Linked DNA regions of Homo sapiens: region 2 is linked to region 1. A link is a loop called in an ENCODE intact Hi-C map of the cell type or tissue named here. Cell type or tissue: dorsolateral prefrontal cortex. All regions are shown on one strand. Links, peaks and the distances in the headings refer to the core of each region. The heading gives the core; the rest is flanking DNA.

Evidence for each region. Peaks named below come from ENCODE experiments on the same cell type or tissue, not always from the same donor. Only the 100,000 strongest peaks of a DNase experiment are listed, where the experiment ranks them.
Region 2: a loop joins it to region 1, with 2.7 times the contacts of the local background. A loop is called at or near these places in 3 of 110 quality-filtered maps.

Annotation. Positions count from the first base shown.
Region 1 is chr3:59,566,856-59,582,045 of GRCh38, forward strand. The region is part of intron 6 of CFAP20DC-DT (CFAP20DC divergent transcript); the gene reads left to right. Among named protein-coding and RNA genes, the nearest start is that of CFAP20DC-DT, 490 kb to the left of the region's middle. RefSeq lists a silencer at 8,588-8,882. In dorsolateral prefrontal cortex, for the core only: CTCF peaks have their summits at 8,754 (motif pointing right) and 8,974; DNase peaks (open chromatin) are centred at 7,236 and 8,746; H3K4me3 peaks cover 629 bases; H3K27ac peaks cover 3,527 bases.
Region 2 is chr3:59,238,729-59,253,918 of GRCh38, forward strand. All of the region lies in intron 4 of CFAP20DC-DT (CFAP20DC divergent transcript), which reads left to right. Among named protein-coding and RNA genes, the nearest start is that of CFAP20DC-DT, 160 kb to the left of the region's middle. In dorsolateral prefrontal cortex, for the core only: no CTCF peak of the experiment used is centred there; DNase peaks (open chromatin) are centred at 7,467 and 9,033; H3K27ac peaks cover 1,246 bases.

The DNA.
Region 1 (15,190 bases), core at 4,754-12,753:
CTTTCTTTCTTTTACTTTAAGTTCTGAGATACATGTGCAGAACGTGCAGTTTTGTTACGTAAGTATACAAGTGCCATGGTGGTTTGCTGCACCTGTCAACCCGTCATCTAGGCTTTAAGCCCTGCATGCATTAGGTGTTTGTCCTAATGCTCTCCCTCCCCTTGCGCCCCCACCCCCTGACAGGCCCCAGTGTGTGATGTTCCCCTCCCTGTGTCCATGCGTTCTCATTGTTCAACTCCCACTTATGAGTGAGAACATGTGGTGTTTGGTTTTCTTTTCCTGTGTTAGTTGGCTTAGGATGATGGCTTCCAGCTTCATCCATGTCCCTGCAAAGGACATGATCTCATTCTTTGTTATGGCTGCACAGTATTCCATAGTGTATATGTGCCACATTTTCTGTATCCAGTCTATCTCTGATGGGCATTTGGGTTGGTTCCAAGTATTTGCTATTGTAAATAGTGCTGCAATAAACATGTGTACATGTGTCTTTACAGTAGAATGATTTCTAATCCTTTGAGTATATACCCAGTAATGGGATGGCTGCTTCAAATGGTATTTCTGGTTCTAGATCCTTTAGGAATTGTCACACTGTCTTCCACAATGGTTGAACTAATTTACAGTCCCACCAACAGTGTAAAAGCATTCCTATTTGTCCACAGCCTCGTCAGCATCTGTTGTTTCCTGACTTTTAAATAATCACCATTCTAACTGGCATGAGATGGTATCCCGTTGTGGTTTTGATTTGCATTTCTCTAATGACCAGTGATAACACTAAGTTTTCTTAAAATGATTCTTAGGTTAAATACTTTCCTTGTATTCTACCATGTGAATTGGTGTTTTTTATTAAAATATTTTAAATTTTTTAAAGCTTTTTCAGTCAAACAAGTATGGAAAATGTCAAATTAAACCAAAATAAGTAGAATTCTTTGCTGCAGAACTTGTTGCTGATGCACTTTGGAGTATCATAGAGACAAATTGAGTATGCAGGGATTCCCAAAGTTCCTGAAGCAAATGCATTTTTCTTGGAATGTCTGATCAAATTTCAGAGAAGCAGTGTTGACTTGAACACAGTTTGGGATCTCCATTCGATCATTATGAGCTCCCCAGTACTTCCTGAAAGAATGTTGGGGGAAGCGCACCAGTCTGGACATGCTGAGCAGCCAAGTCTCAGAAAGGCAAGGATCAGGGAAGCTGGGGAGGTTTGATGACTGAAATGTTATCTGGACTCTAGACTCCTCTTTTTCTAGCTGTTTCTTACTTCTATATTAGGGTTCTTTAGAGGGACAGAACTCATAGGAGAAAGGTATATATAAGCTCTCTACTCGATGATTATGAGCTTCTCAGTTGGTGTAGGCTAAGATCCTGGCAGAGGTAGGCATGGGAGAAGCTCTGGATTAGTTGAATCCCAAGGCATCATCCTCTCTCTGCTACCATTGTGGGAAGGGTACCAGAGCAAATCTTCCTTCTTGCTGGGATTAAGCAGCATGCTAAGCCCTCAAAAGGAGTTCCTATATTACAATATGAAGAGCTGTTTTACTTTCTTTACGCCTAAGGTGGCACTACACGATGAGCAATAGATGTCATCTATATGGATGTTTAGAGGCATGAACCATAGAGGAAGATGGCAAAAGCTCCCACTCTTCTTTACCTCCTTTGAACCTTAAAAAAATTCCATAGAAGTTTGCATTACGATTTTCCCCTTTTCATTGCAAATACTTTTATAACAAGATATTGCTTCAACTACAGCACACTGCTGGGAAAAAACTGCAGATGGGAAGGCTGAGGCTAAATGCCACTGACAGGCAGGGGAGCTTCCTGTTGGCTCCAACATTTAGCTCTGATGGTTCGATGGACATTTGAGAATTGGAATTTATGAAGTAGAGGAATTTCTGCATATTCACCTTGATACTGTAGCATCAGAAGGTCACCAGAATGCAGCCCCCACTTTTAAGGAAGTGGAAGATGAAGGTTTCCATTTATACTCTGGTTCATTGTCTCAATTTGGTACATTTTTATGCTTTTGCTACTTATTGATTTGAGCAACTGAATTACTCTTTGGCAAACAGGGCTGCATTAATGCGTTAAAAGCTCATTATGAGGATAATGGACACAAAGTAAAAAGGAATCAAATGATGTGAGTGTTAAAGGTTTTTCCCTAGACAGCTGAGAATAAATTGAAAACAAATTCAATTAAAATAACATTCAGCCTTTTTTATTTCTTCCATGGAGTGCTTCCTCTGAAGGAGGTGCCTAAAGCTAACATGCTGCTTTGAAGGGCTACCCCGTCCTGCACCAGACAGACGTGGGAAGACCAATGCAGAACGTGTGTCCATGATGGGCTGATTTAGGAAGCTGTTCTCTAAAGCCACACGTTTCTGCCTCCTGCAGATATCTCTATGTCTGTTTGCCATATCCCTTTCTGCTTTCTTTTGGTTAAAAATCAGAAGACCCCTCAAAGCAAGGCAAGCTTCCCATCATGTAATAACCTTCCCGCATCTCAGCCTTATGCCCCAAGCTGAAATCTGGGTCTATCCTTACCCCAACCTTCGCTGCTGCTTTAGTTTCACAAGCGCAGTCAGGCTTCCTCTATCCACAGGGATTTTCAAGCCAGCCCTAGCAGTCATGCAGTTTTTCCTTCCTTTTCTTATTTACTGTTCTACTCTATCATTTTTATTATGAAAGTCCGACTCCCTCCTTTAAGAAGACAAAGGATGGAGTGGTGTATTTTATAAGGAAATGCTCGCTGTTTCTTCCTTCCCTCTAATCACTGCTGCCCTTCCACAGGTAACCAAGGGCAGTAGCTGGGTGTGGATTGCCAGCCTATACATTTCCTTTTCCCCACTTCCCTACATCCAACCCATCTCAAAGCTCTTTAATTCTATCTTTAAAATGTTTTTCAAAGCAGTGCATTTCTTTCCTTCTTTCCTAGTCATTGTCACCCATTAGGTGTATTTATTTCCTAGGGCTGCTGGAAGGAAGCACCACAAATTGGGTGACTTAAAGCAACAGGATTATATTATCTCACCATTCTGGAGGCTAGAAATCTGAAAATCAAATGGTCAGTAGGGCCAGGCTCCCTCTGAAACCTGCAAGGGTGTCCTTCCTTGCCTCTTCCTGGCTTCTGGAGGTCTCTGGCCTTACTTGGCCTTACTTGGCTTGCAGCTGCAGCACGCCACACTCTGCCTTTATGCCATCTGGGGTTGTCCCTGTGTGCCTGTCTTCACATGCCTGCCTTTTTATAAGGACACCAGGCATTTGTTGGACCCTACTCCAGTATGACCTCATCTTAACAAATTATATCTGTAATGGACCCTATTTCCAAATAAGGTCACATTCCAAGGAGTAGGGGGTTAGGGCTTCAACACATTTTGGCGGGGGAGGAGGGGACACAATCGAACCCATAGCACAAGGCTACAGTGGACTAGCCTCTTACTTTCTCAGAGTAGAACCTGCCCAGCAGCCAGAAGAGTTCCTTCAATTTCATGGAGATCCAGGCACTCTTCTCCTTAAAACCCACCCTTACAAGGCTTCCGTTGTACCTAAGGTAAAATCCAAGCTCCTGATACAGTTGACAAGGCTTTTTTATCTGGATCCCGCTCAGCTGTGCTGCTCAAAGCCTTTACCTGTAGCCCCTCTCCCTTCATTCAGCCCCCTCGCCCTCCTCCCTCACGCTCCTCATTCTTTGCTGAGTTAGCCCTGCTCCTCCATCACATCATATTTTGAATGCTTCTCCTTCCTGGTGGCCTTCCCTGACCCCTCCAAAATCTTGGCCGTATGTACGCAGCCTTTTTTTCCTCTCTCACTCTCCTACGTGCTTATCTCACCTGTACTGATGTCATCCTCAGGGCATTTGTTTAATGTCTGTCTTAAACAAGTGTTGACGAACTAGGGCTAATGGGCCAAATTTGGCCTGTGGTCTATTTTTGAAAGACCCTTGATATGAGAATGGTTTTTTATATTTTTTAGTGTTGTTAAAAACAAGCATACAAAAAATACAAAGAAAATATGCTTCAGAGACTGCAAGTGGCCTGCAAAGCCTTAAATATTTATGCTCTGGCTCTTTATAGAAATGTGTGATGATCCCTGGTCTTACCTACTATCAACTCCCTGGGAGCCAGAATCTTGTCTGTTTTATTTGCTGCTGTGTCTGGAAAATCTTGCAAGGGGTCTGGCACTTACTAAGATCCTTGCTAGATATACAGTTGTGAAGTGAATGAGTTATTCAATGAATGGTTGGTTCTCAGTGACTGTTGATTTAGGAGAAACCAATCTTTTCGTAACAGCCAGAGAGACTTCTCTGGTAGTATGTATGGATTTTGATAATCTGGCAATTCAGTCATTTAATAAATAGTGAGGACCAGTGACATTTTAGACATTAGTTGAGTAACCAGGGAGGGAGACTGAGCTCTTCTCTTGGGAAACTCATCTGAAGAAGAGATGCAAAATGTGATGAAGGGATTTAACCAGGGCATCACTTGTGAAAGAGAAATTTAAACAGTGTATTCCTGGAGGCTGGGTGTGATGGTTCACACCTGTAATCCCAGCACTTTGGGAGGCCAAGGAGGGTGGATCATGAGGTCAGAAGTTCGAGACCAGCCTGGCCAATATGGTGAAACCCCATCTCTACTAAAAATACAAAAATTGGCTGGGCATGGTGGCTCACGCCTGTAATCCCAGCACTTTGGGAGGCCAAGGTGGGTAGATCATGAGGTCAGGAGTTTGAGACCAGCCTGCCCAATATGGTGAAACCCCATCTCTACTAAAAATACAAAAATTAGCTGGGCATGGTGGCATGCATCTGTAGTCCCAGTTACTTGGGAGGCTGAGGCCAAAGAATCGCTTGAACCCAGGAGGCACAGGTTGCAGTGAGTCAAGATTGCTCCAAGGCACTCCAGCCTGGGCAACAGAGTGAGACTCCGTCTCAAACAAACAAACAAACAAAAAACAAGTGGATTTCTGAAGGTTCAGTTCCTCCTTGGTGGTAGGGAAGAGAAGAAGGGGATGCTGTCATCTAATTTTATATTATCAATACACAAACACTGTTCTCCTAGAGACAAATTTTCCCCAGATGGGCTGGTTGTTGCTTTGCCTCTGGTCCAAACAGGACCATCTCTCATGAGTCATTCTCACTTTGTTGCCCTCAAAGTGCAGGTAGTTGTGGAAAAAAACAAAACTTTAAGCATCCTCAACTCCAGCCTAAATGAGAAAGCTGTTGTCCTGTGCAGCCTATGGAAACTCTTGAGGAATGAACCAGAGACCGCGTCCCTTAGTAGACAGCTGAGCAGCCCTTCCTTATCCAACCACCATCTTTCACCACAAGGCATGTCCTTATGGCTGTCATTTAAAATCCCACCTCAGCTTTTATTTTTTCCAGGTTGCTGCAGTTTTAATGCCTATTTTCAGAAGCAGGATGAATCTGAGATACACAATCTGCCAGTTGACCTAGCTTCTTACAATTCAGTGATTCATTTCAAAATCTCTCCCTGTGAATCTTGAGAAATCAAGCTTAAGGATAGTGTTAAGTTGTACAGAAGGTCTTTGTTCTTCCCACTTTTGGCTAAATTAGAATCGGTTTGTCTTGGACTTATTCTACGCCTTTCTACTAGAACTTACCGAGATCTTTTATTTCCTAACTGTATTTAAATTTTCTTTTTAATGTAAGTCCTTGAGAGTTGGCTTTTGTCCTCCAAACAGGTAGTAGCCTCATCATACAGCTGGAAGTGCCCTTCTTCCCCTCAGTTCTTCCTGCAGCTCCCAACTTGAAGTCCACCCCCCTCCTGGAGGCCTTCCTTCAGCACCAGCAGCTAAACACACCTGTTTTTGAGGCTCCCACGCCTCCCCCAACAAATGAAAAGCCAAATCAAGGGCCCAAATTTGCAGAATAATTAAAATTATATCATTTGTCTATCACAATGAAAGATACAATGGGACTCAAATTCACTGACACACAAGAAGATGGAGAGTTCATTAAAAGAACATGTAGCATAGAAGCTGAGTCCTGCGGTGTGGTGGTGAGGTCCTGGCACAGGACTGATCAGAGCCGCAAGTGTGACATCTTTCGGTCTGTAAGTTGCCCCCTGCACCTTTGCAAGGCTCCGCAGCATTGGGAATAGGAGGCCCTTTGAAATGAGAGGCCTGGCCAAACACTGCTGGGTTTTCTCTGTGTTCAGTGGATCTTTTTCCCCATTGTTCACCAGCACAGTGTCCTGTTCATTTCCTTTAAAGCATATCTTCCAATTTGTAACTATTTTACTTACTTTACCTGTTTGCATTCTGTGCCCTTCCCTTGCCCCCACCAGAATGTAAACTCCATGAAGGTGGGGTACATGTAGTATGTAATGCAGTCTCCTGGTCTCCCCAGCAGTCTCAGTGCCTGGCCTCCTGTAGACCCTGTGAGAGTGACAGTGCCATTCGCAGGGCCTGTTGGTGGTAGGGATGGGTAGGTGTGAGCAGTCCACCACACCTGAGGGCATGGAAGATGGTCCGCTAGTCCTGCCGTGTTGGGCAGTGGTTTAACACCAAGGCCAACCCCCAGTCTGGCAACTGAACTATTTCATGCTGTTTATCAGCAGTGCCCCTCCTCAGCTCCACGAGCTGCATGGGTCTGTGGTTGAGCTAAGTTTATTCAGTTTCAATAATAAATATAAATAAATATGAAGACTAAATAAATGGATAAGACTTTTGTCCCTTGGTCTTTGTTTTCCTGTTGGTCTCTATCTCTTTCATGTTCTCATATGACTGTACTGACCCATCCCTGATTCTCGCTGGGTTCCTGTTTCCCAGAACCTCCTTCTTTCACTCTAGCCATCACTCATCTGTGATCTCTCAAGTTGGATCCCCATTGTCAGTACCGGGGAGCCTCTGCTTGTGATCATAAGACTCCATCATGTCAATGACCTCTCATGCTCTTGCATTACGGTAGTCCACCCTTATCTTCAGGTGACCATTCCAAGACCCCCAGTGGATGTCTGAGACCACGAATGGTACAAAACCCTGTATACCTATATATACTATATTTTTTTCCTATACATACATGTCTATGATAAAGTTTAATATAAATTAGGCACAGTAAGAAATTAATGACAACAATAATAAAAATGGAACAATTACAACAATATCCCAGCATCACTACTCTTATGCTTTGGGGCTTTTAATAAGTACAATACAGGTTCCGTGAACACAAGCACGCAGTCCCTTGGCAGTCGATCTAATAAACAAACTCGCTGCCAAGTGACTAATGGGCAGGGAGTGTGGACAGTGCAGACACACTGGACAAAGGGAGGATTCACATCCCAGGCAGGACAGAGCAGGATTTCATCACACTCAGAGAGCATGCAATTTAAAATTGATGAATTGTTTATTTCTGGAGTTCTCCATTGAATATCTTCTGACTTCCAATTGACTTTGGGTAACTGGAACCATGAAAGCAAAATTGTGCATAAGGAGTATTACTGTGTTTGGTCTTTCCATGTTAAATTAAGTATTTAGATCAAACATAGGGATTGGAAATGTGAATTCTGGAGCCAGGCAGCCTGGGTTCAAGTCCCAGCTCCACCAGTGGCAAGCTAGAAATCCTTGTGTAAGCTGCTGGGACTGTCTGTGCCTCAGTTTTCTCACCTGTAAAATAAGGATAGTAATTGTATCTTCTTCAGAGAGTTGTTGTAAGGATTAAATGCCTTAATCCATGAAAACACATGTGACAATGCCTGGCATATGGTAAGTGCTCAACATGGGTCAGCTTCTGTATGGTCTACACATTAATGCATTTGGCTCAGAAGCAGTCTCCTAGAGTCCTCTTCCTAGGTGCTAAGAGCCTTCCATTGTGTGTGAGGCTTTCTCTGTGTTGAAATGTGTGTTTAAAATAAGGACTTGGGCCGGGCGCGGTGGCTCACGCCTGTAATCCCAGCACTTTGGGAGGCCGAGGTGGGCGGATCACGAGGTCAAGAGATCGAGACCATCCTGACTAACACGGTGAAACCCCGTCTCTATTAAAAATACAAAAAATTAGCCGGGCGTGGTGGCGGGCGCCTGTAGTCCCAGCTACTCGGGAGTCTGAGGCAGGAGAATGGCGTGAACCCAGGAGGCGGAGCTTGCAGTGAGCCGAGATCGCGCCACTGCACTCCAGGGTGACAGAGCGAGACTCCGTCTGAAAAAAAATAAAAAATAAAATTAAATAAAATAAGGACTTGACAAGAGCTGCTCACTGCCCAGGAGAGGTGGAACCTGGCGCAGTAAGCCCTGGGGTTGGACAGCATCTCTGTTCACCCAGCTCAGTGGGGGTGGCCCCTGCCTCAATTCCTGGTGGGCTGCATTGTCTCACACATGGTGGAGGCCCTGGGGAGAGGAAGGGACATAGCCAAGGAGACCTGGAGCCTGTGGCGGCCTAAGCCTCCAGCAGAGGCCAGAAGGCAACAGGCTTTGATGTGCTGCCAGGCTAAGAATGGGGCAAAATGCCAAGGAACAGAGTGATTGGCACCTCAGGCCTGCTGTCTCTGAATTATCATCTGCTTCTAGAGTTGCAAAGGCAGGTGTTGTCCTGAGAGACAGGCAGGGACAGATGCCACACATGCAGGAGCATGGCAGACGGATTCAAGCTGTGACCCTCCAGAGACCACAGTGATGGCTGGGTCCTCCATGCCCCCTTGGATCTCAAACCACCGGGCAGGTGACTGTCAGCCTTCCTGCACCTTTACCACCCCCGTAGTTACGGGTCTGTGGGCAGCTTCTCCCGAGCAGTTCTCCGAGTGGCCAGCAGATGGCGGAATTTCTCTTGTGTTCCAGACAGAGGCTTTCAATTGGCGTAGCATTTCCACTGCTGAGAACCAGGGAGAATTAAGTACTGGTAACATTTTGAAAATAAAATGTAGCAGGCAAAATACCTTGGAGACCACAAATTGGGAGAGCCTTTTAATTTTTTTAATTTTTCAGAAAAAAGATGAAATATACATTAGAATTTACAAAACACTTTTATATTCATCATCTCACCGTAAAAAGGGAAAAGATGAAAATCAGTTTTAACCCCCTTTTGGAAAACAGGTAGGCTGCAGCTGAGTCTTCCATCTGCATGATTGTTAGACTGTAAATTGGATCACTCGGTGCTAGTATGTGACAATATTATTATTGCTGTAATGATATTGATAATGAGAATATCAGAAATAATAGCTGCTATTTATTAAATGCCACTATGGGCTAAGCATTTTACATGCATTATCTTGTTTAATCCATAGAATAACAACACGATGCAGGGATACACAGTGATTTACTGTTGAATCTTGAGACTATAGCAGCAGCCTCGTGCTTATTGTCCCAGAAGTAACTCAGCATCACCAGACAAAAGCCACCAAGAGTTAACTCACAGCGGGATTCGTCCTCTCAAATAAAAACATGCCAACCTGTCCCTTTTGCTTAGAATTTAATTCTGCTACTATTTTCCTCTGTCCTGCTTAGCAGAACATACTACATATTACATTAATAATAACAGCAACAATAATAACAACTATCATTTATTCAATGCCTAGTATGTGCCAGGTGCTATTCTAAGAAAATCTTAAAACCTCACAGCAGCATTACTGGGTAGGAACTTTTAATCACCACTTTACTGATGAGGGAAATAAAGCCCAGAGAGGTCTGGCAGTACTTCTAAAGTCACACAGCTAGCAAACAGCAGTTAACTCCAGGGGTGGGAATCTGTCACTAAGTTAATGGCCCTCGTGTCTTAATTGTCTGAATGAATTTCCTACTGTATATTCCTTGGTTTCATCCCAGCGTCATCATTAGTCTGACGTTCTGCTTGTAAGAGCATTTTCTTGATGTTCCATTCTTTGCCTCCATGGGATTTTTTTTTTTTATGGTGAGTTTTGCCTCTGAGCTTGTGTCCATGCTAATTCCAAACCAAAAATACAGTCCCAGTTGGTGAGTCCAGATTGGTGGTAGGGACACACTCCATATCCCAAGATAACCCTGTATTTCTAAATTATTGGAGGGATTTGACTGTTTGGCAGAGCAAATGGGCATGCAAGATGTTCATCTCAGCAGAGTTATTTTACGTCTTTTTTGAGTGTGTCTCTTTTCTCTGGCTCAGAAGAAAGGGCACTGTAGGATGACTATAACTAACAGTAATTTATTATATATTTTAGATAGCTAGAAGAGAGGCTTTTGAATATCCCCAACAGAAAGAAATGATTGATGTTTGAGTTGATGTATGTGAATTATCTTGATTTGACCTCTATACATCGTACATATTGTAACTTCATGTTATACCCCATAAGTATGTACAATTATTATTTATCAATTAAAAATAAAATAAAAAGAAGCAAAGGGCACTTTGCTTCCTTCCTCAGCAGGTGTCTCATGGCCAGCACTGGCCGGAGTGTCACAGTTCTGAAGCCTTAACTTAGATCTCTCTCTGTTGTTCTCTCCCCCTCTCCCCTCTCTCCTTTGTCCCTACTCCACTTTCCTTCCTCTCTTGTGTGCTCTATTTCCAGACACACTTTTGGGTACCCCATTTGGATGAGAAAATACAGGTTAGGTGTACATATCAGCTTCCTGTGTGCTGTCAAACTTTCTTTATAACATTTGGATTTTGGAAGTGCCTCATGGGTGTATAGGATGGATTTTTGCCAGAAGGGCTTATTTTCAGGCCTCGTGAATACCTCTATCAGGTGAAGACAGCTGTCTCTTAACAACTCAAGTAATAGTGCCTGAGGCCTGGTTAGAAATCCTGTTGCCTCTGCAAATGGGACTGTGGCTGGTATCTGGGTTCCCCGTTCTCAGCCTTCACATCCCAGTTCCCAAAAGTCTCAATTCCCAAGGCTCAGGTGGACCACTTCCTTCCTTTCTGCTGCCAGAGAAAGACATCCTGTTTTAGGGGCTACCCTCCAAGTCAGGAGCTGCCATCAGTACTCAGAGGGTAGTACCAGCTGCAGAATGCATTTCAGAGCTCAGGGAGCCTTGAGGCAGGACAGGCTGGAGGTTTCCTGCAGTCAGTTTACCGGGAGAACGTTTTCAGAGTGGGGTCTGTGGAATGTTATTGGCTACCACATGTACATAGGCATACGTGCGCTCTCTCTCCCTCTTTTTCTTTCTCTTTTTTTCTCTCTCTCTCTCTCACTCTGTCACACACACACACACACACACACACACACACACAGTCACACTGCTACAACCAGGATACAAAATGGTTCCCTGGCTGAGCAAGCCCCGGGAACATTGGATTAAACTGTTTTCTCTCAAAGGTCTTAATTCTAAAAAAGGGTCACAGCTTGGAGGGTTTTCTACATTTTTTTAGGCCAAGGAGTCTCTTCTGGCAGACCATGTCATGGGGCTGGTCATCTGTGGAACACACTTTTGGAAACTCCACACTTGAGATATAGTTGTAAGTGCTAGTTCTTGTCTAAAGGCAGAAAAGTACCTCTTTGCCAAACACCCAGCTCAGCCCTTGAGGAGGGAGGCAACGGGATGTAGCTGTGCTGTGTGCCACTCCCTTGGAATGAGCAATGCCCAGGCAAGACCAGGCCTCTGTGTCAACAACCCATTACTCTCTTTTGTGCACACTTCTCAGTGTGGGCTTCAGTCCCCACCCTCCATGTTTTTCCTAGGGGTCCACAAGTTCACTCTGTGAGTCATTGTCACTTAACCTCAGGGTAGCTTTTGGGGCTGGCCTTATCTTCTGAGAGTTCCCATTTTGGCAGATCTTCTGAGCTCTTCCACCAGCATCATGGTCTCCATGTATGCCTGGATGCAGCTCTTCTAATGAGACTGATCCCCAAAGCTTGGAAACCTCCATGGTACTAGTCTGGCACTGCCAGCACCATACCATGGTGTTCCTCCCAGAGCAGGGCAGTACTGACACTCAGGACATTACTGGGATTGAATATCAGACACCATGACTTCCTTTGTATGGCCCTGCCCATGCCTCTCTGTCCTCAGGCCACTTCAGGCCCTGCGGACCAGATACTTCTTGCCTCCCTGCAAATCTTTCATGAAAAAAACAGCCCCGCTATAACAGGGCTACAAAAGGCAAAGGTAGCAGTCTAGTTTGGGGTCTTCTTAGAAGCAGTAGGTTTGGGGATTGGGTTGGGGGAGGCCTCTAACATCTTAGCCCAGCATCTTGGGACAGTGGATGTTACTACCTCATGACTGTTGTTAACCTGACCTTTCCTACATCTGCCCTAATACAGAAACTAGGACTCTGTATCTCATCTCTGTCATCCTACAGTGAGGTGAATGCAGAGATCCTGCACTGATGTGAAGCCCATCTGGGATCTCTAGACACAAGGCCACCGGCATGAGCATGGCAGCCCAGGGAGAATACAGATGGTGTACCTCTATGCCAAACGGATCAGAATGCTTCATACATGTAGCACAGATTAAAGGCTCCAATGACACCTTGAGTCAGGATTTTAGGAAATGAACAGAGATTCTAAGTCTCTCAAAAGCCACTCCAGACATAAAAACAAAATACAATAAATTATCCTAGACTGGAACCTTTACTAAAGGGAAAATATTGGCCAAAGGGCATCATCCTAACAATTGCCAAAGTTAGAGAATGCACTGTAGGTTACATAAAAATGGTACCTCAAAGGTAAATTTCCTGAATGTGATAAATGCACTGTGGTAACGTAAGAGAACATCTTTATTCTTAGGAGGCATACCCTGAAATATTAAGAGGTTAAGGGACATAAAATATGCAACCTACTCTCAGTAGTTCATAAAAAATACTAATAAATATCTACAAGATAAATTCTTTAAAATTCATTAATCTGGGTGAAGAATACATTATTTTTGTATTTATTTGTCACATTTTTCTGTAAGTTTGAAAATATCTCAAATATTATCCAAGGGGGTAGTTGTTTAGAGATGAATTTCATCTCTGTGATGTAAAACATGCAAAAATATATCCCAAAACCAAGACCTGCAGAAACTGAGTTGGATATTTGCCCTGGTCTCCTTAGCCCAGGGGTCCCAGTGCTCCATGAGGCCACTACCCGGAGCTAGATGAAAAGCCAGGCCTCCTGAACTGGTCCTTGATGGGGGATCTTAGCCTTTTCTCCCTTTAGAGGAGTTGATGGCCAGATGTGGGGAATTCTGGCTGAAAGTAGAGGCATAAATGCAAAGATAGCACAACACTATTTTGGTGAAAGTTGGGAAGTCTTTTTGCTTCACCTAACAAGGTCTGCATGTTTTTATGAATGCTAACCTTATTACAAGGTATATGAACTCCAACCTGGCATTCATAGATCCCCAGAGCCCATGATAATGACTCAAAGGCATGCTACAAAGTAAATGATCAAATTCTATGATCATTTGTTGCCCCATAATTAGAAACTGGCCATCCAGGTATTTCCCCCAATGGTGCCTCTGACCTGCACCCAGACAGACCTATGACCTGTGAGCTGCTGTCCCCACTTGCCTCCCCCATCACCCAGCTCTCCCAGCACTTAGTGCCCAACCACTGGGTGGAAACTTCCAGTCTTCAGGATCCACCTTGACAACTCCAACAAGTCTGCTTCTGTGTGTTCCTCAGGCTGTCAGCAGCAGGGGTGACAGAGTATAGGGGGGCACCATGAAGTGGTGAAAAGAGCCTCTCCTCCATAGCCTGTCACATTTTGTCGCTCAGACCTCAAGGCCACCCTGTTCACACCCGGAGTCTCCCCATTTATCCTAGGAACTGCGATTCTGCTTTGAGCTGAAATGTTGCCAAGCCTCACATGTAAAAAAATAAATAAATACACAAATAAATCAAAATGAAACAGAAAAAAGACACAAGGATTCTGTCTGCCTGTCACCCCTATGACTGTACAGTCTCAAACTCAGTGCATGATGCCTGCTGAGAGACAAACCTAACACTTTCTGCTTCATCCCCTAGTACTTCCCCCAACCCAGATTTTTCTTTGTCGCTGTATATGAAACAAAAACCTGCTCTGCATATTAGTGGATTTAAACAGCTCTCAGGAGATGATGGTAGAGTAGAAATATTACCAGAAGTTGTAGCTGTTCCAACCAAGTGAGCACCTTTTTTGTGTCTGGCTCAGTGCTGAGTGCTTTATGTGATTTATCTCATTCAGTACTTCTAATCATTAAGTTCTATGTCATCCCCATCTCTCAGATGAAGAAACCAGGAAGTTAACTGATGTGTTCAAGATCTCACAGTTAGCAAGAAGTGGAACCTGAACAATTGTCTGGACACATCTGACTCCAAAGTCCATATTCTTCACCCACTGTATGATTTTGCTCCCCTCCCTGTAAACTATGGAACTGATGTGGGGCTGGGTGTTTTCTTCTAGCGTTTGGACTCTAGCAAAGGCTGCCCTGCCCAAAATGACCTGTTCCCCAGAATTTCTACAGGGAGAGGCTATAATACCTTTATGAGTCATATTTACCTACACTAATGACTGTTAACAATATTAAAGCTGAAACTTTAAAAACGAGTCAACTTGCAATAATCTAATGGAAGCCAGAACATACCTAACTCATTCCCATTTTAGATTTGACTTTGGGATACATTGAGTATTTTGAAAATGACAGACTCCTCTATTTTCTTGGCTCCGGGTGATTAGACTGAGTTTGCCTTCTGTGGGTTCCCCTGAGTCAAAGGAAAGAGAGGTAGCTCAGAAGCATATTGCATCACCAAGAAAAGTTGGTCTGAGAGTGAACATCTATAACAGAAAGCCCAGAATGTGAATTATTCAAAATTAGACAATATAGATTGCACATGCTTCTTGTTAAATAGATTTCAGGTGAGGAACTTGTTGCTTCTCTGTGCAGTTGAGTTCCTCATCCATGCCCAAAAATATAGGTAGAATTTATGTTCTGACAGATGCTTATTTATCCCGTTTTGTACCCATAATCTACACTTGTCTTAATTTCCTCTCAATTATGCTCAGGCATTAACTAATAATGACTAACTACAACCCCAGATAATTATTGCTATCTGTTCCCTTTGTAAATATAACTCCAGCACAGAGCTAGAAGAATAATGGCATATTTACAGAAGGCAGCTAATTAAACTGAGTTCCAATTGCTTTCACTTTGCCAGAAGGAGCCATTTTCACAGCAAAAATTGGGTGGATGCTTGCATGCTTACCAGGAACAACCTGAGGTAACATAATTCAGGGTTCCCGAGGCAAAAATTCAGTGCAAGACAAATATACACAAGCAATAAAAATCTCATTAAGGAAGATATGAAGAT
Region 2 (15,190 bases), core at 3,986-11,985, 330 kb before region 1:
CAGATTCAGAGGGAGGGTCAGCATCCCCAGGACAATGCTGCCCCATCCAGTTTCACTCTCTTCCAGCTGACTGCTCAATGGACCCCAACTTCCTTTTCTTCTGTGCCAACCCCCACTGGCTAATGAGCAACCCAGGACTTGCACCCAGTTCCATTCCCCACAAAGGGCCTTCCGGTGGAGCCTCCTTCTGGCCTCCTCTGCACTTCCACATCTCCCTCTCTTTCCTCCACTGAACTCTATCTCTGTTTTGCTCACAATCTGAGAGCCTGTTTGGTGATCACAAACGGATCTGCTTGCCAGAAAATACAGTGGGAAACGTGGAGCTAAAAATCATTCTGTGCAAGTGGATTAAGTAGTGTACACTAATATACAATAGATAAACCCCCTTTTAAAAGAATAAAACAGCTGCTATAACAATTTACCACAAATGTAGTGGTTTAAAACAATACACCGAGTTCTGGAGGCCAGAAGTCTAAAATCAAAGTGTTGGCAGAGTTGTGTTCCTTTTGGAGGCTGCAGAGGAAGACCTATTTCCAACCCTCTTTTATCTTCTAGAGGCTGGCTGCCTGCCTTGGCTTGCGGACCCTTCCTTGTGTCACTCCACCCTCGTGTCTGTCCTCACATCTCCTACTGTGCACTCTGATCTGTCTCCTCCTGTGAGGACCTTAATGAAGTAAGGGGACTTCATACTAGCCCTTGTGGGGGGCTAACCTCCTGGCCACAAAATCCTTAACTTGATATCTGCATAGTTCTTTTGGTTACAGAAGTTAACTCATTCATAGATTCCAGAGACAGGATATGGACATCTTTGGGAGCTGTTATTCAGCCTACTACAAGTACTATTCAGGGTAGATACTTCTTAAATCAGTGTTTCTGGAAGCTGACTAATATATAGACCCCCTTTCAAAACAATAGAATTTTATAGAACACCCTCCATACTGACTTATGTTTATTAAATTGTTATGTACATATAAGCATTAAACTGCATATAAACTCCTCATGTTTGTAACTCTTATACAACAATAAAACTAAAACAAGTTTACCACTTAAATACAAACAAGCCATAAAATGAACAAAATTTAAATTAAGTACATTTATTTAATGTGACTGAGGATGTGGTTTTATTGAAAATGGAAATGATCAGAAAATATAAGTAGGGTGCTGACCATAGGGGTTCAGTTTCTTCTGAGTTTAACACGCCTATGCTATTGTCTGTTATGTAAGAACTCAATTCATCCTTCTTTCCCCTTCCAAATAGTGATAAAATTTTTGTACAGATAGGATGCTCTGACATAATTTGGCTTTTACTTGCCTTGAAATCTTGCTAATTTCACATCTTTTCTCATTTGTTTAAGACAGTGAAAATGTTACTACTTGGTCCCAATGCAGATACTGACTCTGAATTCACATAGCAGGACTTAACTAGAAAATGGTCATCTGGGTGATTACAGAATATGCTTTTTTTAAAGAAAGATTATTTTTAAATAAAAAATGCAATTATAATTCTTGCAGAGAATTTATTAGAGAAACTGACTTATCTCTGACTTTAATAGTAGAAATAACAAGAAGTGTAGGAAATATTTTTTATTGAGAATATTCTTTCAGGTTAATCTTATGTCACTTAGGTTTTAATTTTTAAAAATCTATGTGAGTTATACCAAAGCTCCTTAAAGAGGCAGTTTAGAATTCTGCTCTTTCAATAGTCTGTTACGATATACTTGATGGGAAAAAAATTGGAAAGGAGAGAGCAAGAGAGAAAGAAAGAGTAATGGGTTTGGCTCACTCCTGTAATCCCAGAACTTTGGGAGGCCGAGGTGGGTAGATCACCTGAGACCAGCCTGGCCAATAGGGCAAAACCTCATCTCTACTAAAAATACAAAAATTAGCTGGGCATGGGGGCACAAGCCTCTAATCCCAACTACTTGGGAGGCTGAGGCAGGGGAATTGCTGGAACCCAGGAGGCAGAGGTTGTGGGAAGCTGAGATTACACCACTGCATTCCAGCCTGGGCGACAGAGCAAGATTCCATCTTAAAAAAAAAAAAAAAAAGGGAATGGGTAAGGGAATGAGTGAATAAGAGGTTATAAACATATGAAAAAGCTGATTTAAATTATGGTAAAGAGTTTGACTATTGGGTTCCATAGTCACTCTGGAATGGATAAAATGCGAATGTATACACAGTCTGGAGAAGGCATGGGCTCCTGATCTTGCTGTAGTTCCTTCTGCAGTCTAACCCTCACCAATCTATTATTTATTCAGTTTTATCCTGTCAGTGAAGTGTGGTAGGAAATGATTGCAGGACTTCTCTGAACTCAAGTCATCCTGTTTATTGAGCTTCTTGTTCTGCAAACATTAGTCACAACCTTGTCTGCTCTCTTCTGAGGAAATGCTAGTTTTCAGTGGGATTGGTGCAGGTGTCAGAAATTCTGGGCAGGGAAACATGCATGCACACCCCCATTCTAGTTCTGCTGAAATTCATTAGCTTATATATTTATTCTTTTGTTTTGTAAAAAAAAAAAAAAAAAAAAAAGGACAAGTTTAGCAAGTGTACATTTCCACTAATATTTCTTTCCTCTTCCTTTGACTAGCCATAAAAGCTGCTACTGTCGTTCACACTAGAAATAATTTTATGTTCTCTTTCTGAATCAAAACAATGACTTTTATAATAGAGGAGAGAAATGTTTTAAAAATCAGCAAGGCATATACAATTTTTTCCTTGAATTTCAATTTGTCAAGCTAATATATACTATAATTACGTGTGGAAGATTTATCAAAAGTCCTAATCTCATCAAAATCCTATATGTTGTGCAGAATTTCCTGAATTTACCTTCTATTGATAAATTCACTCACTTTCATTTCTTTTATGTTCTCAACTCCAAGTTTCTGAAGGGCATATGACATTCGTTTTCTGAAGTTGTTTATCCTGATCATTACAATATAGCTACAGCTGAAAGACCTTGTTTGCATATAAGTGAGAACATGATTAATATTTAGTGAACGAATGGATGAGTGAGAGAATAATGCTAAAAAGTTGATTTTGTTGATTTTAATTTAATGAATTACTTTGATGCCATCATATGATTTTATTATAAGTATATTCTATTGGAAACCAAGAAAAGATTATAAAGAGATGGGATGGGATGAGGATGTGGTGTGGGAAGAATATGTTTGATTTTTTGGTGCAAGTTCAGAGAGATTTTTTAAAACATGGTAAATAATATTTAAAAAATTTTAGTCACTATGCAGGCCTGATTATTTTTACATTTAGTTTTTATATTTGCTTCAGATCTTTGATTTTTGAGCAAAAAATGAAAATAAAATCATTTCTTATTTCTCCATGCCCAGGCCAAAACTCTTTTCCCACAATCCAAAAGTAGCCATGGTTGTGGATTTGATGCAAATCCTTCTAGTTTATTCTTTTAAGCTTTGGCACCCATAGCTATAGTATTTGTATTAGTCTGTTCTCACAATGCTAATAAAGACATGCCTGAAACTGGGTAATTTATAAAGAAAAGAGGTTTAACTGACTCACAGTTCCACAGGGCTGGAGAGGCCTCAGGAAACTTACAATCATGGCAGAAGGGGAAGCAAACATGTCCTTCTTCACATGGAGGCAGCAAGGAGAAGTGCTGAGCAAAATGGGGAAAAGCCCCTTTTAAAACCATCAGATCTCATGAGAACTCACTATCACAAGAACAGGATGGGGAAAACTGCCCCAGTAATTCAATTATCTCCACCTGGTCCCTCCCACAACATGTGGGGTTATGGGAACTACAAGTGAAGATGAGATTTGGGTGCGGACACAGCCAAACAATATCAGTGTTATTTTACAGTGTGGATTTTTAATGTACGTACATGTTAGCATGATATGCTTCATAGGAGGGTTATGGTTTCCCCTCCTTTTTCTCCTCTTTTTCTGTTTTTACTTCTGTTCTAATTTCCTAACCCCCTATCTTTGGTATATTGTACAGATAGCCCCTTTAAGTCAAGAAATCATATTTTTCAGGATTTAGTATTTTCCACAAAAGGGTGGGGGGCCTGGGGAAGGGAGATATTTACTCAAACTCCCACCAGCTGAAACCAATCCCTGTTAAGGTTTTGTTTCAGTTGCTAGAGCCCACATCTCACACCACTCCATTTCCTACCTCTTCCTGGTGAAAATCCCCAGAAGAGCCGTCTACACTCACTCTCTGCTGTCCCTCTGCCCCCATCCTCCCTTCAGTCCTCTTCAGTCAGGGCTTCTTCTCCACCATGCCATCTGGGTCCTCACATCCAATGACAGTTTTCAGTGCTCTTCCTACTTGCCTTTTTAGGAGCCTTATTAGGACACCCACACCTTGGGGTCACCCTGGACTCCTCTCCCTCACATTCCACATTCTTCACCAAACCACATCAGCTCCACCTGCAAAATACGCCCAGAATCTGACCCTTCTCATCCCATGTTCTACTACCATCCAGGTCCAAGGCATCCCACTGTTGACTGAGATGATTGCAGTAACCTCCTAACTGCTCTTTTGCTTCCATCCCTGCTATTGTCTCAACGTTTACATTCCCCAAAAATTCCCGTATTGAAACCTTCACTCCCAAGGTGATGGTATTAGGAGGCGGGGCCTTTGCCAGTTAATTAGGTCATGGTGATGAAGTCCCATGAATGGGATTAGTTTCCCTATAAAAGAGACCCCAGAGAGATCCCTCACTCCTTCTGCCTTGTGAGGTCAGTGAGAAAATGGCCGTCTATAAGGATCCAGGCCCTCACCAGACACCAAATCTGCTGGTGTCTTGATCTTGGACTTCCCAGCCTCTAGACAATGAGAAATGAATTATGTTGTTTATAAGCCACCAGTCTATGATATTTTGTTATAGCTGCTTGAAAGGACGAAGACAAGTCCTTACCCCTTTCCAGCATATTCCCAACATAGTAGCCAGAGTGACTCAATCTTAAAACAGGTCACATCCACATTTGTTCAACAAACTGCCCACAGCCTTCCAAGAAAGCCCTGTGATTAAATAATGATTTCCATGAACTGGTGTGATCTGGCCATTTGCTACCTCACTTTGACCTCACTGCCACTTTCCCTCATTTACTCTGTTCTGGCCACTCTGGCCCCTTTGCTCTCTCTTGAATATACCAAGCACTCTCCTGCCCACCAAAGCCTTTACTGTTTGCTGTTCTCTCTGCCAAAGCTTTTCTCTAATCATCAGTATGGCTCCCCACCTTACTTTCTTCTGTTCTGTTAGCAGTGAGTCTTGCCTTCTGTGCTGGGAGTTCCTGGAGTGCTTCTCCCTGTCCTGCTCTGTTTTTCTCCATGGCACGTATCACTGTGTAACATACTTCATGTTTACATGCTCATTTGTTTATTTTCTATAGCCTGTCTCTAGAATCTAAGCTCCGTGAAGCAGGGAACTTATTTTTCTACTGTTATGTCCCACGTCCAGAATTATGAAATGGACCCAGTAAGAATTTGTGGTTATGAATAAATAAATGAATGACTCTAGTATTCTTTATATTATATATCCAATTCACTTTTAATAAAATGGCATCATATAAACATAGCTTGCTTTTTAAAACCTAATAAATTGTCAACAATTTCCCATATCAAAAATATTATTCTATAACATTTTGCATAATGACTTCTCGATATTCTATTTTAGAGATGCACAATAATTCATTTAATTCTCTAATGCCCCTTTTGATGGTGTGCAAAATTTTTATAACAAAGATGACCACTTGAACGCACATCCCTTTCTGATGCACTCTCTCTTTCATTCTGTGGACTAACACTGCAACTGGAAAGCTGGCAGGCCTGGAGCTCTGCTGGCACGTACAAACTTGTGGCATTGTCTCTGGGCCTTTGGATTCCTTGCTTTATAAACTTCCCATAGCTACCCAAATGTTGCGCCTCTGGTTTCCTTTCCTTTTCCAAACCACCATCCAGTTTTGTTGAGTACTGCATTTCAATACTTCGCCTAATAGGACGTGCATCCTGGGCTGAAACTGCAAACTTTTTTCCCTTAGGAGATTTTGGTTGATAATATAGGAATATAGCTTATTTTATTTTGCTAATTTTATGGAAGCTCCTGCCTATGACTTAATCTTTAGCACCTCTCAAATCAATTGATCAGAGGCAATTTAGAGAAAACATCTGTTTTCATTTCCTACCTAGTGACCAATAAGTGACTGTTTAGGAATAACTAAGTGTTCTCACTTTTAGCATGCAACAAGAACTGCGTGCCTCAGTTACTAGCATAGGAACTTGCTGTGTCCTGAGGGGAAATGTTTTTCTCTGTAGGAGGATAAGCTCCTTAGTAGCATGAACCTGAGCATAAATCAGAGCTTCATTAGCTTCAGGGACTATCCTTTTCGTCATCTAGAGAAATACACTTTTTAATTTGCTTGCCACTAAAAGTTTAAAGAGATCCCAATTATTTTTATTTATTCATCCAAGTCAGCTAGCCTAAGATGGCCTTACTCAAAGTCTCAGAATAAAATAAAAAAAAATTACCGGAATAAAAGCTGCTGTACAGTTTCCTAGGAAAGGTAGGTTATCTTTATCTGTAAAACATACTCAATTTAACTATTACATATGATTGACATTATGGTAATACTTAACTATTTTTATAAAAGTCTTCAGTATGCTCTGTCATTTGACCTTGCAGCCGGAATATCTTTATTTTATTGGACATTGGAGAGGAAGTTCTTAGAAAGGGCAGTGTTTTGTCTGTTGTCATAGAGTTAATCAGTGGTGAAGCCAGAATTTGAATCCCAGCCACAGACCTGTTTCTTATCACGAAGTCGAGGTGCTTGGCATTATCCAGTGTTCTGTACCCTCCTGCATATTTGAATTACCTGGGGAGATTTTTAAAAATACAAATTCCTGGACTCATCTCTCTCAGATATTCTGAGTCCTTAGGTCTGGGGCAGGGCCAGGAATCATTTTTTTAAAAGCTCCCTGGGTGATTCTACCATGCAGCTTAGGGGTTCTCCATTGCAGTTTCCCTCGGCAGAGAGGAAATAATATGCAATTAGCCACTAATCAAGAGAAGGAGCAGTTTAGCTCATAAGATAGAAAAGAATTATGTCTTTGTTTTGCTGTCCTGTCATGTCGTTAGAAAAAAAATCATGGGAGTTTAAAAGTCATTGCAGAGGAATTTAGCTTTTTATGAAGAATTATGGGATGGCAGAGCTTCTAGGCCCCCTGAGGAAATAAATCTGCCCACTTTTGGCTGGCGCATGACTCCTTTAACAGCTGTGTGTGGTCAGCAGTTTACCTTACAATTACCTTATCTTGACCTATCTCCTTTTGATGATGCAAAAGGATGTTAATCAAGGTTGACTCTTTTTTGGTTCATCCTAAGAATTGACCCCAATCAGTGAATCTCCGCTCTTTGTTTAAAGTTTTGAAGCACAAAGTTTTGACTGTTCCATTTATCTTTTCTGCCTCATCTGCAAAGGAATTGGCACGTCTCCAGGTCTCCAACTGTGTGGCTACTTCTCATGCTCGCATCTCAGAAAAGTGATGGAATTGTCTGTTGTACGCACATCAGCAATGTTCAGTCATGAATTGACTTCTTCGGACTCTAGTAGTGCCTCTTCATCAAGTCTGTGTGTATTTTTTCACCAGTGCTGATGCTTGATTTGTTATTCCTTGTCTCTGCTGCCTCAGACAGGCCTTCCCGGGATTCTAGTCCTATGTTGTTTGTCTCTATTCATGTGCGTCATTATTGTGTAACTGCCCACATTTTAAATAATTGGCTTTGAGGAGGTGAGAGGCACCCAGGCAAAACTAAGCCCAGTCTTTCAGACCCACTTGCCGGTGTTGGAGTTGGCAGCACAAGCTGGGTATTCTGAGCTAAAATACTTCATCTCTTTGAGCCTCAGTCTCCTCATTTGGTTTGAGGACTAAATAAAGCAATTTAAGTCTCTGGCACACTATGGGTGCTCAATGTTAGTCTCTTTTTCTTGGTTTTTCTAAATTTGGTGTAACATGATTCAAATACTATTCACTACTTAGATAAACCTGACTGTGTTATCTTTGTTCTCATTAAATAGATCTGGTTACCCAACAATGCAGTTTCCTGAGCTCTGTATATTCTGACCAGAAACTACCCAGAATGTGGCCAGCCCTTAAAACTGCAAGTCACCTGGGAAGGGAAATAGTATTTATTAATACTCCACCCCACCCCATAAAACAAGATATGCGTGTGTGTGCACTCATGCATGCATGCACACACACACACACACACACACAATACTCAATGAACTGTGCTACTAGGGACTTTCCTCACAAAAACTTCATGAGGTAGGCAGCATTAATATTCTAACCTTATAGATTTGGATTTGAGACTTAGAGGATCTAATTTGCCCACGGATACACGGCCACTAATTAGTAAAGCTGGAATTCCAACCCTTATCTCTCTGATTCCAAAAATGGTTACCTCTTCAGTAGGCATCTTTTGGCTTTTTGGTAGGATATCTATTCAGAGAATAGTAAAAGAGATACTTGAACTACAAAGTGCAATTCATCATCTGCTTTCACAAGCTCCAACATTTCCATGAAATATTTGGATAGGGTGAGGTATGGCAACTTTGGGGGTGTGGGTGATTTGGTTCATAACTGTGTGTTTATGTGTGTGTTGGCATGGGTGTGTATCTGCAGCATGAATGTAATTATAATAACCCACTCACAAAACTCCTCACACTAAGGGGCAGAACTCTGTATGTTGAGAAACCACAAGTCTTTAAGTAAGAAATGTCTCACAGGAGTCAAATATCAACCAAACATCTGTGTGGCTAATCAAGGAGCTACAAGGCCACACTTAGTCAACAGGAAGAGTCCCTATAGAAAGACATCACTAAAAGCAGTGCCATATGATTTATTTGCTATAACTCAATTTCCATCTGTCTCATAAGGTGGATTGTGTACACACTGCACTGCAGGCATTCAGCCACGGTGGAAGCATACCAAGGAGCAGAAAACCTTCTCCTCCCTCGGGCTATTGGTGATATGCTCTGCTAAGAACCAGGCAGGGCCAGGGTGGCCTACAAGGAAATGCCTTGGGCCGTCTTGCCAAGACTTCATACCTTTAGGAGCTGGCTGGATCATGGGCCTTTGAACAAGGTTCTGTAGCAGTAATGGGGCCAGGTGGGTTTTAAGCATTCTGCTTTTCTCGGAGATTCCTTTGACTCACATTTGCAGACTCCAGATGGTAATTTTGCCACTTCAGGCAAGATGCTGTTCATAGTCCCTTAAATTTCTTACATAAATAAAGAATGAGCCAAATAAATACTTTCTTGCTATTGTGTGTTGAAGAAAATCAGGTGAAACTGAAACCCTTTCGCATTCTGTAAACAGTATACAAAATGTAGGAATGCTTAAGGCTGAGTAAAAACCAGTGTGATCCTATAAAACCAAGCCATTGCATAAGAACCAAAGAACTTCTAGAGCCTTCTGAAAATTAATGATTATTTTAGACAATATTAACCTTTATTTTTTGTAGGTAACAGGAACCTCATCTATTTTGTTTCAAAAGCTTCCTTGTTTAGGTTACTATAATATCCTCAACAGCTTTGAAGGAAGAGATTTTAAGAAACTATTTCTGTAGGAAAATTTCCTCCTTTGGCATTCCTTTTTGTTAGGCAAACCTATCTTATAGAAAGTCAGCACCATGACACATTTGCTGTGGAGAGAGAGGAAAGGAAGTCAAGGAGAGGGTACCCTCAGACAGGGTTATATGTTCTCCCTCCAGGACCCATAGTGATGATATGGTTTGTCTGTGTTCCCACCCAAATCTCATCTGGAATTGTGGATCCTGTAATTCTCACCTGTCGTGGGAGGGACCCAGTGGGAGATAATTGAATCATGGAGGCGGTTGCACCCACACTGTTTTTGTGGTAGTGAATAAGTCTCATGAGATCTAATGGTTTTATAAGGGGAAATCCCTTTTGCTTGCTTCTCATTCTCTCTTGCCTGCTGCCATGTAAGATGTGCCTTTCACCTTCCACCATAATTGTGAGGCCTCCCCAGCCACGTGGAACTGTGAATCCAATAAACCTCTTTTACTTTATAAATTACCCAGTCTCAGGTATGTCTTTATCACAGCGTGATAATGGACTATTACACAGAACATTTCTGAAGTACACTGTAGCTAGCTGTGTGACTTAGGGCAATTATTTAAAGACTCAGAGATTTAATTCCCTCACCCATGAAATGAAAATAATAATATATATCTTTTGGGTTTCTCTTGATGGATAACATGAAATTACAGAAAATCATGTTGTTACTCCAATGTGCTGAGTAGACAGGGTTCATTAAATATTACTTACATCTGAATCTGAATGTTAAAGTGTAATGCTGGAATGGGAAATGCAAGAGGACAATTCTTGTTTTGTGGGGTTGGCATATCTGCTGGGTGAGGAGGGCACTTCCTCATTAAATTACTCAGCAAACTTCACTGAGAGCCCATTGTGTTCCAGGCACAATGCTGGATGCTGGGGAGAGGGATGAATAAAAGAATCTCAGCTCACATGGAGCTCATGGCCTGGTTGGGGAGAGGGACATTTAAATAAATAAATCACTATCTGGTGCTGAGTGCAGCAACTGAATCATGTGCAGGGTAGAGAGATAACACAAAGAAAGTAAGGTCAACAATGTAAGGTCATGGGTTCAGTCTGATCTGCTGTCTGTTTTGGTAAATGAAGTTTTATTGGAACATAGCCTGCTCATTCATTTACCTATTGTCTATGGCCACTTTTACCCTTACGGTGAGTGCAGTCGGTTCTGCTCTAAGGATGCACATGCGTTTCTGAAAATCACCACACTATACACGATTGTGTAATAAAAAACACAAGGCCTATGGGGGAAATGGCACTGGGCACAGCACTCAAGAACTTGGCCAGTGACACATAAAAAAATGGATAACCTGAAAAAGATGACAACATATTTCTACACATGTAAAATGGTTAAGAAACATATAACAATACTACCACAAATATGGCCACTTGCCTTGAAAAAGCCCTGGCATTAGCCTGTAGAAGTGGGAGTGAGAAGCGCTGCAGCTCATGAGCTATTGTGGAGCGGTCAGAGGGGGTTATCTGGAATCCCAGGGAAAGTTGTAGCAGTGGATGTGCATGGTGTGGCTTATACACTCATGCTGAAATGAGGGTGGATGGCAGATGTTTGATGGGGGTGTGTGTGTGTGCATTGTATAATTTCTTACGTGTCTTGTTACAGATGTGTTCAGTTTTTTTGCTTTTACTTAGTGTTTCTCACAGAGGAAATTGCACATAAGCAAACGTGAAATTCATGTCACGCCCATATTGTTCCCTAATATATTAATCGTATTGGAACAAATGCACATTTCTAAACAAGTGTTAGAGCAGAATTGATTGTTGTTGCAACAGAGACCATATGGCCCACAAATTCTGAAACACATACTATCTGGTCCTTACCAGAAAATGTTTGCTGACTGCTGGCACAGAGGAAGGAGGGGTCAACTCTGAGGGAACAGGAAGGCTGCCAGAGGGTGCTGTGTCTGAACTGTGTTTAGGAGGTTGAAGAAGGCAAGTCTGAGAGGTAACACAAGGGACTGGGAACATTTTGCCATTTTTATTGTTATTCCCTCTCCCATGCATATACCTACATTCACTTATCCTCCTTTCTTTCCCAAGAGTATAGCTCTTCCAACTTTTGTATAGAGTGAACCAGGATGCAATACACAGCCTTATGGGTCAGAAAATGCTCCTCTGATTTAGGAGCACTCAAAATGCTGAAAAAACCCCTCCTCTTGTCAGCCCATATCTGGGAATGGCACAGGCCTTGCCTGGGCCATCCCTTGCATGTGGAAAAGCAGTGGTTCAGTAGGAGAGGCAGCAGAATGGCCCATCAGTGGGTTACTAGGATACCATGTGGTCTCCCCTTTTACAACCCTCTTTGTGAGGTCCAACTCCTCCCTGGGGTCTGGCCTCATCAGAGTTTTCATCCCTATCTCCCTAAATCATACTGAACTTTTTTCTAATTCCATATGAGAGTTATGAGTCTGAACAGAGATATGCAAAACCATTTCAAAAAATTGGCTGTTTTCCAGATCAGCAAAATCAGTAGGAGGTGATTAAAATAACTGACCTCAGGAAAAAATACAGAGATGACATTGATGAGAAGGAGGTGTGTTAGTCAACCACAAAGAAAAGAAGGAGAGAGGACATTTTGGTCCATCTCTCTAAGGCCTCTGTTCTTATCAGAGGAAACAAAGGCATATCAGACTACCTCAGTTTAATGTCAGAAAACAATCGTGTTACATAACTCTCCTTGATCTGCTTTCATGTCCAAGTATCTTCTTTTTAATTATAATTTGCCTTCAGGGAAAACATGATGGCCGTACTAATTTACTCTAATCCAAGTTACTGCTCATAGGAAACAATATATTGACCATCTGGTGTTATACATCAGGCTCCTGAGTGTGGTTAGTTAGAGTCTACCCTGAGTCTATTTGATTCTCAGGCTCCAGAATATAATAAATCTGGTTTCTGGGTTAGCAGAGTGGAAGACTGGATTGAGCTCCAGTAAATATAGCAACATAATGTTCATTCCCTGTGAGCCTCTACCGTGCTTGCAATGTTCTTTCCGTCAACTGTGTATCTTCGAGCCTTGCTTTAGGGTCAAGCCCAACGCATGCTGTGTTTTATGATGCTCTCTTTTTCACTCCCAGACAATACCGTTCTCACTGGCCTGTGAGAACCCACTGCACGTTATTTACACAAACCTGTTCAGAACACTTGTAACACTTTATCTTGCACTACAGTTATTTGCCCATGGGCTATTTTTGCCTAAACTTGGAATTCTGAGAAAGCAGAGTTTGTGTGCCCTGTTGCACCCAGCACAGTAAAATGCTTAATGAACTAGTAGCATCCTGACAGCATTGGTAGGCACAGCAGTTATGGTGTGTGCACACGTGTGTGTGTGTGTGTGTGTGTGTGTGTGGAGAGGTTTCATCTGGAGCAAAGGGACTTTGCTGAGGGAGGATACCCCCAGTTAAAATTTATGTGGGTGGAGGAGGAAAAGCTCGATAGTCAGGCATAGAATGAGAGCCCAGGTCTCTGAGTAAGAGCTCCCATTGCAGACTCTGTTTTGAGCACTCTGCACACACACCATCTCTTCAATCCTCTTAAGGATCCTGTGATAGTGGTGAGGTTTACTTTCCCACTTTTACAGCTGAGGAAACTCAGGGAGATTAAGGAATTTCCTCAGCATTAAGTAAGTAGTAGCTAGGCTGGCTCTATGCTTCATCCTCTTAACCACCATGCAAAAGCTTCTTGTCAAGCCTGGCCTTGGACCAGCTCCTTATGAAGGGAGGGTGGTTTAACCTGCACCAATCAATGAGTCACTAGCACGAGAATACAAAGGAACGGATTCTGGGCTTCAGACTCTCTGTCCAGTGCATTGCCAATGGTCCTTTTGTGAGGCGTGTCCTGCAAGATGACCTTGGGGCCTGAGCCACATCTATGTGCCATCCAGCCTGGCTCTCACTTCTTTGTAAGGCACCACCTTTGTGCAGGCCCCAGGATTCATTGGGTCCATTTTTGGAAATAGATCCTGGAGAGTAATGCCTATGTGTGGGTTAACTTGTAGAGCACAGAGCTCTAAGTCCCTGGAAATATCTTTGCAGGGTGACAATGCTCAGGTGACAAGAATGCTTGGCCAGAAGGGCACATTGGTGAAGAAGGGTGAACCAGGGTGAACTATATGATCTCTCTTTCAAATGATGTAAAAGACCTAAGAGCCTTTGATTCCTTGTTTTTTCTTACACAATGCTATAATGGAAGTAGGTCTGACAGGTTGTCCTGAAATGGGAAGAGAAGTGGACAACTGTCCAGAGGTGGGCTGGTCCTATTCAACTGCTGGTGACTCATCAGGGGAATGGGGGGCAGGGTTGTGCTCACGTCAGCAGGCTGTCTCCTTCAGTCTTATCTACAATTTGGGATAAGTTGCCTTTTTTTTCTAACAAGATATCTTTGGAGGAGAAAATCAGATAATAGGTGTGAATGTGTTTTGAAAACATTATAAAAGTGGCACCAAGGCATAGTCTGCTTTTTTTTGGAGTGGACAATTTTTAAAAGCCATTCCTGGGCTGGGCATGGTGGCTCACACCTGTAATCCTAGCACTTTGGGAGGCCAAGGTGGGTGGATCACGAGGTCAAGAGTTCAAGACCAGCCTGGCCAAGATGGTGAAACCCCCAACTCTACTAAAAATACAAAAATTAGCCAGGCGTGGTGGCAGGTACCTGTAATCCCAGCTACTCAGGAGACTGAGGCAGGAGAACTGCTTGAACCCAGGGGGTGTAAGTTGCCGTGAGCCGAGATTGTGCCACTGCACTCCAGCCTGGGTGACAGAGTGAGACTCCGTCTCAAAAAAAAAAAAAAAAAAAAAAAAAAAGACCATTCCTGCAGCACAACTTGAAGTTCATTCGATATCAAAATGGCTTAGAGGTTCTACTATGGTGTATGTTTCACATTCAGTTGGAAATCCCTCTTCTTTTCCTTTTTAAATGTCTGTGGGAGGCTGAATAATGGCCCTTAAAGATGTTCAGATGCTAAGGCCTGGAACCTGTGCATATGTCACCTTATATGGCAAAAGGGACTTTGCAGATGTAATTCAGCTAATCTTGAAATGGGCAGATTATCTGAGTGGCCCCGTGTAATCAGAAGGGTTCTTAGAAGAGGGAAATAAAACCAAAGGTAGAAGAAGGAGATGAGAAGAAGGAAGCAGAGGTTGGAGTGATGTGCTTTGAAGATGGAGGAAAGAGCCAGGAGCCAAGGAATGCAGGTGGCTGCTAGAAGCTGCAAAAGACAAGGAAACAGATTCTCCCCTGAGACTTCCAGAAGGAGTGCAACCCTCCCAGCACCTTGATTTTACGTTTCTTACCCCCAAAACTGTAAGGGAATAAATTTTAAGCTGCTTACTTCCAAAACTGTAAAAGAATACATTTTGTTTTAAGCCACTAAGTTTGTAGTAATTTATTACGGTAGCAATTGGAAATGAATAGAATATCCTCCCTCCCCTCCCCTTTCCCTTCCCCTTCCCTCCCCATCCCCCTCCCTCCCTTCCCTCCTTCCTTCCTTCCTTCTTTCCTTTTCCCTTATTCTTCTACCCTTTCTGTCTCCCTCTGTCCACTCATTCCCTCTCTCTTTCCCTAA